2 separate regions of the Homo sapiens genome follow, and region 2 is linked to region 1. Evidence: chromatin contacts called from ENCODE Hi-C or POLR2A ChIA-PET data. All regions are on one chromosome and are shown on one strand. The core of a region is the stretch at or near the end of the contact, and the rest is flanking DNA. Distances in the headings are between cores, read along the strand shown. Region 1 holds the start of NSL1 (NSL1 component of MIS12 kinetochore complex). Region 2 overlaps RPS6KC1 (ribosomal protein S6 kinase C1).

The links. A loop is a pair of places that touch in the nucleus more often than their neighbours do. ChIA-PET counts read pairs that join two places held with the same protein, here RNA polymerase II (POLR2A). Pooled maps may share reads with other maps.
Region 2: a map of PC-3 shows a loop between it and region 1 (4-fold over the local background). The contact joins the enhancer-like site here to the promoter of NSL1 in region 1. A Hi-C loop is called at or near these places in 1 of 168 maps with a recorded cell type or tissue (PC-3), 11 of 37 single-sample maps with no recorded cell type and 7 of 50 pooled maps. POLR2A ChIA-PET finds 5 or more read pairs at or near these places in 2 of 52 experiments (GM12878 and MCF 10A).

What each region holds. Positions count from the first base shown.
Region 1 is chr1:212,788,968-212,795,170 of GRCh38, reverse strand. NSL1 (NSL1 component of MIS12 kinetochore complex) reads left to right here and starts at 3,394. Exons shown (of 6, transcript NM_015471.4): 1 at 3,394-3,641. The coding sequence starts at 3,408. TATDN3 (TatD DNase domain containing 3) reads right to left here and starts at 3,277. Exons shown (of 10, transcript NM_001042552.3): 1 at 3,184-3,277; 2 at 44-76. The coding sequence starts at 3,249. RefSeq lists enhancers at 216-265, 606-675, 554-1,054, 3,189-3,468, 3,943-4,721.
Region 2 is chr1:213,066,913-213,073,115 of GRCh38, reverse strand. It overlaps RPS6KC1 (ribosomal protein S6 kinase C1), which reads right to left. Exons shown (of 15, transcript NM_012424.6): 2 at 2,075-2,110. Among named protein-coding and RNA genes, the nearest start is that of RPS6KC1, 19 kb to the right of the region's middle. RefSeq lists an enhancer at 2,376-2,675. Within about 2 kb of position 2,560, at least 2 of the 41 ENCODE cell types and tissues checked have a DNase peak (open chromatin) inside an H3K27ac peak, as active enhancers do.

The DNA of each region.
Region 1 (6,203 bases), core at 2,145-4,644:
TTAAAATAAAAAACCAAAAGAGCAATTACAAATATTGACTTACCTTCTTGGCTTTCTCCAACACATCATCCAAATCCTAAAACAAGCATAAGAAATCACCATTATTTTAGATGAATAAGCAGCTAATCTTGGACTGTATATGTCAATGTAGTTGTGGCATCACAAAAAATAACAATGATAGCAACTAATGGAGTGGTGGAAAACAAAGAGCCTACACTGACCCACTTCCTGTTTACTCTTACTATCAGTAAAGTCTGGCTACTGTTCCCAGCACTAAAACAGAAGCCTCTATTGTCAAATATACAGGGTATTTCTCTGTCCTCATCTTACTCTACTCCTCAGCAGCATTCGGAATCCCTCACTTGCTTACTCCTTCCTTCTTGAAATGCTTTCCACCCTTCACTTCTGCAATACCACTCTCTCATTGGTGGCTACTTGTCAGTCTCCTTGACTAGCTCCCCTTCCTCTTTCAGACTTCAAGAACATCTGCTCCTCTCTCTGCACTTGCCTTGAGTGATTTCACTTCCTCTCATGGTTTTATCATCATTATGCTGAGGCCCCCATTTTTTTTCTTTTTTTTGAGATGAAGTTTCACTCTTGTCTCCCAGCTGTAGTGCAATGGTGCGATCTCGGCTCATTGCCACCTCTGCCACCCGGGTTCAAGTGATTCTCCTGCTTCAGCCTCCAGAGTAGCTGGGATTACAGGTGACCGCCACCACACTCAGCTAAATTTTGTATTTTTAGTAGAGATGGTGTTTCACCATGTTGGCCAAGCTGGTCTTTAACTCCTGATCTCAGGTGACCCACCCACCTTGGCCTCCCAAAGTGCTGGGACTACAGGTGTGAGCCATCGAACCCAGCCTGAGTCCCCAATTTTTTTTTTTTTTTTTGAGATGGAGTCTCGCTCTGTCACCCAGGCTGGAGTGCAGTGTCACGATCTCGGCTCACTGCAAGCTCCGCCTCCCGGGTTCACACCATTCTCCTGCCTCAGCCTCCCAAGTAGCTGGGACTACAGGCACATGCTGCCATGCCCAGCTAATTTTTTTGTACTTTTAGTAGCGACAGGGTTTCACCATGTTAGCCAGGATGGTCTCGATCTCCTAACCTTATGATCTGCCCACCTCGGCCTCCCAAAGTGCTGAGATTACAGGCATGAGCCACTGCGCCCGGCCCCCAATTTTTATCTTTAGCTTGTAATTCTCTCCTGAGCCCATGACTCATGTTTAAAAATTATGACATCTTCATTTGGATGGGATTAGGTTTCCCAATATGCCCCAAACATAAATCTTTATTTTCTCCCCACAAACCTATTCCTTCTGCTGACCTCCCCACCTCCACCTCAGACCTTGGTCTTCCCTTATCTCAGTAAACCAGCACCACCATCTTCCCTATAGCACAAGCTAATAATCTGAGTCATCCTTGACTCCTCCCTTTCCCTTGCTATCCACATCCAATTCTTCAGTACTTACTGTGGATTCTCTCTCTAAAATGTATCTTGAATCCATGTATTCATCTCAAACTCACCTGCTATCATCATAGTACCAACAGCCAACATCTCTTGCCTATATACTGCAAAAGCCTCCTAACTAGTCTTGTAGCTTCCACTCTTCTCCTCCACCCATTTGCCATACAGCAGCAAAATGGTGTTAAAATGGATAGCATCATGCCTATCCATTTTTGTGTAATCCCAGGACTTTGGGAGGCCAAGGAGGGTTGATCACTTGAGGCCAGAAGTTCAAGACCAGCCTGGACAACATGGCAAAACTCTGTCTCTATTAAAAATACAAAAAATTAGCCAGGCGTGGTGGGACACACCTGTGATCCCAGCTACTTGGGAGGCTGAGACAGGAGAATTTTTTGAGCCCAGGAGGTGGAGGTTGCAATGACCTGAGATCATGCTATTGCATTTCAGCCTGAGGGACACAGCCAGACTCAATCTAAAAAAATAAAAAAATGAAAATAAATTTTAAAAAAGCCCTTTAATGAATCTGCATTGTGCTTCAAATGCAATCCAAATTCCTTACTGACCCACCTCATCTATCCCCTGCAAACCTCCCCAGTTTTGTTTCATGCCTTTCTCTTTCTAGCTCATCAGGCTCCACTTAGCTTTTTGGCAACTGAAATGTGCCAAATTCTAGCTTGTCTGGGGGCCTGCAACCTATCTGTTTCCCTAACCAGCATACACTCACCCCCTTGCTTGGGTGGCTCCTTGTCTTTTCAGCCTTAAGTGTCAGCTCCTGGGAGGATTTCCCCCTGAAATAAAACCCCCCTTAATCCTCTATTATTAGTCTCTAGTTTCCCACGTAATGGGTAAAACAGTTTGTAACTGATTTTACGTGTGTATTATTATTTTAATTGAGACGGGGTCTCACCACATTGCCCAGGCTGGTCTCAAACTCCTGGGCTCAAGCGATCCACCCACTTCGGCCTCTCATAGTGCTAGGATTACAAGTGTGAGCAACCACACTCGGCCATGTATTTTTGTTTGTTTGTTTGCCTCTCTCCCCCATTTGTGAATTTTTTTTTTTTTTTTTTTTTGAGACAGGGTCTCACTGTTACCCAGGCTGGAGTGCAGTGGCTTGATGTCAGCTCACTGCAACCTCCACCTCCTGGGCTCCAGCGATTCTCCCACCTCAGCCTCCCGAGTAGCTGGGACCACAGGCAAACGCCACAATCACCGGCTTTTTTTTTTTTTTTGTAGGGACGAGGTTTCACCATGTTGCCCAGGCTGGTCACGATCTCCTGGACACAGGAGATGCGCAGCGCCCGCCTCGGCCTCCCAAAGTGCTGGGATTACGGGCGTGAGCCCGCGCCCGACCTCTCCCCGATTTGAACGCGTTTCGAGGACCGCTTCCCACAAAGAGTGGCATCTCAGCCAGGAGGTGAGAGCCCCGAGGGGAAAAACAGGCCAGCCAAGGGGAGTGAGGGAACGATTCCAGGAACTCAGAAGAGCAAACAAAAGCCTTGTGGAGATAGCTTACCGCTACTGAATCAGGAAAAAAAAATCGGTATGTCTGAGGTTAAATAGGGAATAGGGAAATGAGGGGCAAGGTCATATGGCCATAAACAAGGGTCTGGGCGGGGGATATGGGGTTTCGTCCCAAGGGAGGAGAGCAAAGATAACACGAGGGGAAAGGACGGGGGCCTCCCTGCTCCCTCTGGTCCCGTATCGCCCTCACATACGCGGTCAAAGTCCGGGGCGGAGAGGTGGCAGTGACAGTCCACCAAGCCTACGCCAGCCGCTCGCATTGCGCCCCGGCGGCTGCCGCTTTAGACCGGCCAGCAGAGCCGGAGCCGGAACGTTTCAGCTGCAGCGTCCTGAGTTTCCAGCCGGATGCATGCTGGTTACACCAGTGTGAACCCGCTTTTCCGCTCCCAGAGTGCCCCGCCCACAGTTCCGACGAAAAATGGCGGGGTCTCCTGAGTTGGTGGTCCTTGACCCTCCATGGGACAAGGAGCTCGCGGCTGGCACAGAGAGCCAGGCCTTGGTCTCCGCCACTCCCCGAGAAGACTTTCGGGTGCGCTGCACCTCGAAGCGGGCTGTGACCGAAATGCTACAACTGTGCGGCCGCTTCGTGCAAAAGCTCGGGGACGCTCTGCCGGAGGAGATTCGGGAGCCCGCTCTGCGAGATGCGCAGTGGGTACGGGACCAGTTAGCCAGTTCTTTACTCATCATCCTCTTACCCAACACCCAGGATCTTAGGATTCAGAAAGATCCCACGCCAGGCCTTGGCAGAATTAACGGTGCCCCAGGCTACTGTAGAACCAGTTCGAGAAACGCTAGAGGAGAAAGAAATAGATGCTAATGTCAGCTGGGTCTTATTAATTACTTAGACCAGCGCTGTCCAGTGAAAATACAAGGCAAGCTAATCTTTATGTAGTTTTAAACTAAAAGTAAGAAATAGGTGAAGTTAATGGAAATAAGACATTTTGTTTAACCCAATAAATCCAAGGTATTTTAACATGTAATAATATCAAATGAATGAGATATTTTACATTCTTTTGTTCGTACTAAGCTTTTCAAATCTGGTGTGCTGCATTTACGGCACATCTTCGAACTAGTTACATTTAAGCGCTCAGTAACTACAAAGTGGCTAGTGGCTCACCTGTTGGACAATGCAGCCGCAGACAATGAGGAATTCTCCTGGAAAGGGTAATTCTGGAAGTCAGCCATTCACCCAAGCAGCATTTGATCTTTCCTTTTGCATGTTTTATTTATTTATTTATTTTATTTTATTTTTTTTTTTTGAGACAGAGTCTCGCTCTGTCGCCCAGGCTGGAGTGCAGTGGCGCGATCTCGGCTCACTGCAAGCTCCGCCTCCTGGGTTCACGCCATTCTCCTGCCTCAGCCTCCTGAGTAGCTGGGACTCCAGGCGCCTGCCACCACGCCCGGCTAATTTTTTTGTGTTTTTAGTAGAGACAGGGTTTCACCGTGTTAGCCAGCATGGTCTCGATCTCCTGACCTCGTGATCCGCCCGCCTTGGGCTCCCAAAGTGCTGGTATTACAGGCGTGAGCCACCTCGCCCGGCCTATTAACCTTTATTTTTACTGTTTGCACTGTGGTCATTCATAACTCACAAATGTGCGGTATTATGAGCTTTTAAATTTTTTCCGCTAATATAAGTAGATTGGTGCCTGTTATAAGGAAGCACACAATCCCTTTATTTCTTGTGTTCCCAAAAAACTACCACCTTCAGGGCTTTGCAAAAATATTTAAGAAAGGCTTGGGAAATGTGGTATAGAGGCAAATGTATGATCTTAGTAAAGTTTTCAACCAACACAATTTTTTTTAACCTATTTTAGTCTTGTAAAGAAAATGTTTTCACTCTAAAACAGGCAAAAGGGGTCGGGCGCGGTGGCTCACGCCTGTAATCCCAGCACTTTGGGAGGCCGAGGCGGGCGGATCACGAGGTCAGGAGATCGAGACCATCCTGGCTAACATGGTGAAACCCCGTCTCTACTAAAACAATAATAATAATAATACAAAAAATTAGCCGGCCATGGTGGCAGGCACCTGTAGTCCCAGCTACTCGGGAGGCTGAGGCAGGAGAATGGCGTGAACCCGGGAGGCGGAGCTTGCAGTGAGCCCAGATCTCGCCACTGCACTCCAGCCTGGGTGACAGAGCGAGACTCCATCTCAAAAAAAAAAGGTTCAGTGGAAGAATGAAGAAACACTTCCTGGGTTGTGACTCTGTATGTAGTTTTGTATATAGTGACTCTTACGTCATTCCCTCCTTGCAAGCAAGGCAAGAATAGGGATATATCTCAGGACGTTTTTAGTAGTTTTTTGGGAGAAGACTTTTGTTGTATAATCTTAGAATTTGTCTGATTCTAGGAAATGCTAAGGTATTTAAAACATTTAGGTGTCTTACAGAAAAAGAGGAACTTGGCTTAACCTATTATATCCTATTTAGTGGGACGATAAAGTGAATTATAAGATAAAGTTTACAGGGCTTAGACTACCACAGGAATTCACTTGTGTTTTATTTTAAATAAAGCAGAAGCTTTATTTTGTATCTCTGTTTAAAACTGCATATTAAGTAGCAGATTTTCTTTAAAAACAGTATTGGTAGCAGTCTGCAATGAATGTTACAAAGACAATATGTTTTCTCAGCAATTCTTGAAAGTAATTCTAGAAAATAATTTTAAAACATACATAGGCCGGGCGCGATGGCTTACGCCTGTAATCCCAGCACTTTGGGAGGCTGAGGCGGGCGGATCACCTGAGGTCAGGAGTTCCAGACCAGCCTGGCCAACACGGTGAAACCCTGTCTATACTAAAAATACAAAAATTAGCCGGGTGTGATGGCGCTTGCCTGTAATCCCAGCTATTCGGGAGACTGAGGCAGGAGAATCGCTTGAACCTGGGAAGCGGAGGTTGCAGTGAGCCAAGATTGCGCCATTGCACTCCAGCCTGGTTGACAAGAGTGAAACTCCATCTCAAAAAAAACAAAAAACAAACAAACAAAAAATAAAATAAGGATTTTACTTTATGAAATCTTTGAAATGTAGAATATGTACTTTAACTCATAATTATCAGTAATTTGGTTTATGTTATTTTTAATTATACAAAGGGTACAAAATATATGCTCATAAAAAAATTCAAACAGTAGCATAAAGCAAAATTCTTTGAGTTCCCCTTCCCCATCCCTCTTCCTTCTAGGACATAAGGTACTATTTTGGAGAGTACTTGGGGAGAGTAA
Region 2 (6,203 bases), core at 1,311-3,810, 280 kb before region 1:
CTAAAAAAAGTACTGTTATAATTTCAAGATTATTCTATATTTTAAGAAGCCAACTAAATAGAAAACTTTTAAAAATTTATACCACTTCTAACAAAGAACCATGCAATTGTCTAACTAAAAGACACTTACAAGAGTTTTCAGATGAATGGTTCACCAACAGTTGTTATTATAAAAGAGTTTTCCCGAAAAAAGGACTAAGAAAATGGCAGAGAGTATGTTCATGGATAGGTTGGTTCAGGATTCTCCCTGGAAAATGGGAACATCAAGCTACAAACTACAGCACAGCAATCAGACAATGCATTCAAAGGAAATACACCCATTTTCAATTTTAAGAGTTGTAAACTAGAAATCTAAAGAATAGTTCACACTCATCAATTGATACAAGTAAAGACAGAAAAGTACTTTAATCAATGGTGCAAATTACTTTCACTGATACATATATATGTATGTATACATTTTTTTCTTTCAAAATAACAATATTACAATATTCTTTCTGTTTCCTGGTAGGGAATGAATTGTCTTAAAACCCATCAGGAAAATAGTATTAAATCTATTTTTTTTTTTTTTTGAGACAGAGTCTCACTCTGTTGCTCAGGCTGGAGTGCAGTGGTGCAATCTCAGCTCACTGCAACCTCTGCCTCCCAGGTTCAAGCAGTTCTCCTACCTCAGCCTCCCAAGTAGATGGGATTACAGGTGCCTGCCACCATGCCCAGCTAATTTTTGTATAAAAATATATCTGTTTTAAATCATAGGACAAAAACAACTATGAAATCAGACATAGCCAGAAATGATAATGTATAAAATTTAAATATTATCTAAACCTGGGGCCATACACTCATATCAACCAGTACCAAACAGTCACCTTAAATGTATGAATCAAGCCAGGTATTTTCTGTAGAGTAGTGGGACCCGTGGCTAAACAGAAACAACCTACCACCCAAAGACATTCATATTTAATTGTGGAAAAAAAAAAAACAATACTGTTGCAGAATCAGGACTGTAAACTTAAAGTATCTGTTTTAAACACATTAGGGAGGCGGAAAAAATCCTGATATATGTCCTTCTAGTCTTAGTGAAATTGAGCAGGGACTAAAATGAAAATAAATCAAGAAACATTCAAAGCAGCAAGCTCCTCAGTAAGGATTCCTAAAGATACACAACAAGCACAAAGTAAATACAAATAGAGAATTCCACAATTTTAAGCAAAACATAACAGGCTGGTACCATTATAGAAAGAAGGAAAAAAAATGAAAAAATGCACAGAAGAATCTGCAAAAGAACTTACTAACTTAAAGTTTAAAAAAAAAGAAATATCTATGCCTAAAGCAGTTTTCCAAGATGTCAACATGTCAATTCAATCTAAAAGTGAAAGTAGGCAGAGACCCATAATTTACTGTTAGAATCTTTAAAATAAATATTAGTTACCAAATACTTTTTATTACACAGGCATTATGATCTTGAAATGGGTAAATAGGGGCCCTTAAGTGATACTGAAATCTTGTAAACACTAGTTACCAGAACAATGATCACTTAGTAAACAGCACCATAATTCATTAAATTCTTATTTATATAACTTAACACCTACTAAAACTTAACAATTACTTAGTAGGTCTCAAATAGGACACTTCAGCTACTGTTTTGTGAAATGAAGACAATCTTCACGCAAACATATAAAGACTGATGTACAGGCCAGGCACAGTGGCTCACGTCTGTAATCCCAGCACTTTGGGAGGCTGAGGCAGGTGGATCACCTGAGGTCAGGAATTCGAGACCAGCCTGGCCAACGTGGTAAAACCCCATCTCTACTAAAAATACAAAAATAGCTGAGTGTGGTGGCAGATGCCTGTAATTCCAGCTACTCGGGAGGCAGAGGCAGGAGAATCACTTGAACCCAGGAGGCAGAGGTTGCAGTGAGCCGAGATTGCGCCACTGCACTCCAGCCTGAGCAACAGGAGCGAAACTCCGTCTCAAAAAAAAGAGGTTGATGTACAAATGATTCAGGCAATTTCCTCAAAAAAGCATTTAGTTAAATTTTTATCAAATACATAAAATAAAATCTTCATATAAATGTTACCTCCTGGACATCCTCTGGATTTCTTCGTGAAACAACCTAAAACAAAACATACATAGAAATCTCTAATCATTATCAAAATTTAAGATTTCATATTTGTATAATTAACTTCCAATAGTATTTGTATGAAAAATTCAATTTGCTTAAAAAAATAAACACTATATCATTTATCCAAAACTCAGCTATATAATAACTTCACTATCTGAAATTCATACTGTTAAATCAAGTTTAACCTAAAGTTACCTCCCTTAGGCTACATATTTTAAGTTTGGCCTAAAAGTTTCTCTGTACATAATGAAAGAGAAATAGATATGTAAATAGATGTGTAAAGACTGTAACCTACTCTGGCGCCAATCACCAAGTTTTGGCCAAAGAGAGCCAACTGTTCAAACAGTGTTCAAATAAGGCAAATGCTTAGTTGGAACCAATACAGCTGTTTCAGTTTCCTTTTCTGTACATCACTTTCCTTTTTCTGTCCATAAATCTTCCACCACATGGTTGCGCTGGAGTCTCTCTGGACCTACACTGGCTGAGGAGGCTGACCAATTTGTGAATCATTCTTTGCTCAATTAAACTCTGTTAAATTTAATTTGGCTAAAAATGTTATTTTAACAATACTAAAAATTAAGCAAAAAAACAGCTAAAAGTAAGTCCACATGCTAAAGTTCATATATTCACTACATTCTTAAGAAAAAGCATCTGGCCTTTACTCTTACTTAATTAACATAATTCTAACAAGTTTGTTCACATCTCCCCTTCCCAGCAAGCCTATATACAAATTAGAAGCATAAAAAGCAGCTGCACTTAGGCAAAGTGTACAAGGGATCTCCCTACATTATTTCTTACAACTGTATATGAATCTACAATTAGCACAATAAAACTTTCAATTAAAAAAAAGCAGCTACAATGCTCGGACACAACATGTGAGAAGTATGAGAAGTAATCACTGGCTACCTATGATGAAGAAAACAAAAGTAATATAAATTATTTACAAACATTCAGGGACAAATAATCCTTCTATCAATACTCCCTAAGCAAAGAGGAAAAGGAGAGATTCCTTCAGACTTCCCTGATGACAAAGGCCAAAAAGTCTAACACCAGGTAAAAAGATTTTTTTCACAAAACTTTTGAAAAGGCTAGGTGTTTAAATCATCAAACAGCATCCTAAATTAGGAAAATCTCACATTAGATTACATAATACGGTACCATCCATGTAAGTGTCAAATTAACGGTTTTGAAGCTACAATGGTGTATTTTGCAAAAATAAACAAAAAGATAAATCAGGCTGTTCTGCCTATGGAGTAGCCATTCTTTATTCCCTTACTTTCTTAATAAACTTGCTTTCACTTTAAAAAAAATTTTAAAAAAAGATAAATCAAACACACATTAAAATGGTTGCCTAGGAGTGTGAGGAAGAAAAGGGTCTTTGATATCTAATGACAATACACCATGAACTAGGGATTATAATCCATTCAGCAACACCCCTAAAGTCCAAAATAAGAACAAAAAATAGAGGATGTAAAGTCAGACAAACCTTGGTTCAAATTACAGTTCCTCTTACAGGTTTGATCTCATCGATAAAACGGAGATAATACTAACTGCCTGGCCTGGCTGTTGTGAACAACAAATAAGGACACAGCAAGAACTCTATAATTTAAAAGTTTCCTGTCCCCTACCAGACAGGTTAACCATTGTAAAAGGTCCCACCTAAGAATTCCAGAGAACAAATATCTTGCACTCTATTCTCCAACTTTCAGAATATATAAACTTGGTGAAATCTTGTAGTAATTGTCATTAATTTATACTACAGTGCTATGCAATAGAACTTTCTGTGATAACGGAAAAAAAGGTTCTCTATTTGCAGTGTTCAACACAGCCACCACTAGCCACATGTGTGTGGCTACTGAGCCACTGAAATATGGCTACTTTGAGAAACTACATTAATTTTATTTCATTTAAATTAATTCAAAAAAATTTTTGTATTAAAGAGACAGGGTCTCACTCTGTCACCTAGGCTAGAGTGCCATGGCATGATCATAGCTCACTGCAGCCTCAAACTCCTGGACTCAACTGATCCTCCCACCTCAGCCTCTTGTGTAGCTGGAACTATAGGCACACCACAGTCGGCATACACACACACACACACACACACACACACACACACACACACATATATACACTTTTTTTTTTTTTTGGTAGAGATGGGGGTCTCCCTATGTTGCCCAGGCTGCTCTCAAATTCCTGGGATCAAGCAATCCTCCCGCCTCAGCCTCCCACAGTGCTAGGATTATAAGTGAGAACCACTGTAAGCCTTAATTTAAATTTAAATCAAAATAGCTACATGTGGTTAATGGCTACCAAATTAGACAACACAGATTCAGTATAAGAGACTATAACAGGTAACTAACAACTATACATTATTCAAATCTTTGATTTTAGCTATTACTTTCAAATACCAGCCTGTCCCCTCACACACCTTTCCAAAAGTATAGTATTTCACATAGTATGACTAATTTTGCTTCTTATAAGTGTTTCTTTTTTTTTTTTTTTTTTTTTTTTTTGAGACAGAGTCTTGCTCTGTCACCCAAGCTGGAGTGCAGTGGCGCGATCTTGGCTCACTGCAACCTCCACCTCCTGTGTTCAAGTGATTCTCCTGCCTCAGCCTCCCGAGTACCTGGGACTACAGGCATGTGCTACCATGCCCAGCGAATTTTTGTATTTTTAGTAGAGACAAGGTTTCACCATGTTGGCCAGGATGGTCTCAATCTCTTGACCTCGTGATCTGCCCGTCTCAGCCTCCCAAAGTGCTGGGATTACAGGCGTGAGCCACTGCGCCCCGCCGTTCTTACATTTTTATGAAATGTATTGAGAAGAAAAGTCATGGATAACCAATCCACTAATAATCCACCCCCCAAAAATAGCACATGATCACTCACAGCAAGGTCTATTCAAATGTACTTTAAATTTCACAATTTATGTTTTTCTCAGCTTAATACATTTCCTGAATTTATAAATATATTCAGATATCTTAAGTATTTTAAATAATCTTCCTTAATATAAGCAAATGATCTTTTTGAGACAGAATAACTTATTTCTTAGTTTGGTGTACATATTAGAAGTACCACATTTTGGTTTTCTTCAGATGAGCCAGTCCTGGAAATCAAATACATGTGTACTGCATAAACAAAAACACATTAGCCATCCCCTAACAATAGCCACAATATTAAAACCATCTTATCAGAAATAACCAATTTGATTATTATTTCTCAGCCGTCCTCTTAGTGGTTTACATACATCTATGTGCTGGATTACAATGGTGAGCAAGTCCCTTTCCTCCTGGAGCTCATAGTCTAGTGGTACACAGTGGTGGGGTGGGAGGGGAGTGCAGAGTGAAGGAGGGTGTATTTCCCAAACATATTTCCATACCTCAGATAACAGTAGAGTGCTAAGCAAAAGATTGGGAAACACTTCATCCTAGATCCTTCCCATGACACTGAATCCTCACTGTGCAGAGCAAAGTGGCATCCCAAAAGCAGTCAACCAGTCATGGTTTAGTGATGTAAGGCTCTTAATGTCTTCATGATAATAAAAGTGAAACTGACCCAATGGTCCCACGGACAGTTTTTTTGGATAAACATGGAAACTGACCCTTCTGGTATTAAAGCTTGAAACTTAACATTTGTTTTATCAGAGTTCCTTCTTCAGGAAAGGGCCCTCAGGCCTCTCAAAAAGTATTAATATTGTGAACCCCGAATATCTGAGACAGGTCTTAGTTACTTTAGAAAGTTCATTTTGCTAAGGTTGAGGATCCGCACCGGTAACACAGCCTCAGGAGATCCTGACAACATGTGCCCAAGGTGGTAGGGGCACAGCTTGATTTTATACATTTTAGGGAGACATAAGACATGAATAAATACGTGTAAGATGTACACTGGTTCAGTCCAGAAAGGTGGGACAACTCGACGTGGGGAGGGGGCTTTCAGGTCACAGGTAGTTAAAAGACAAATGGCTGTATCCTTTTGAGTTTCTGATTCGCTTCTCCAAATGAGGCAATCTGGTATGTATTAATGGTTATCTCAGTGAGCCGAGGGGTGACTTTGAAGAGAATGGGAGGCAGGTTGGCCCTAAGCAG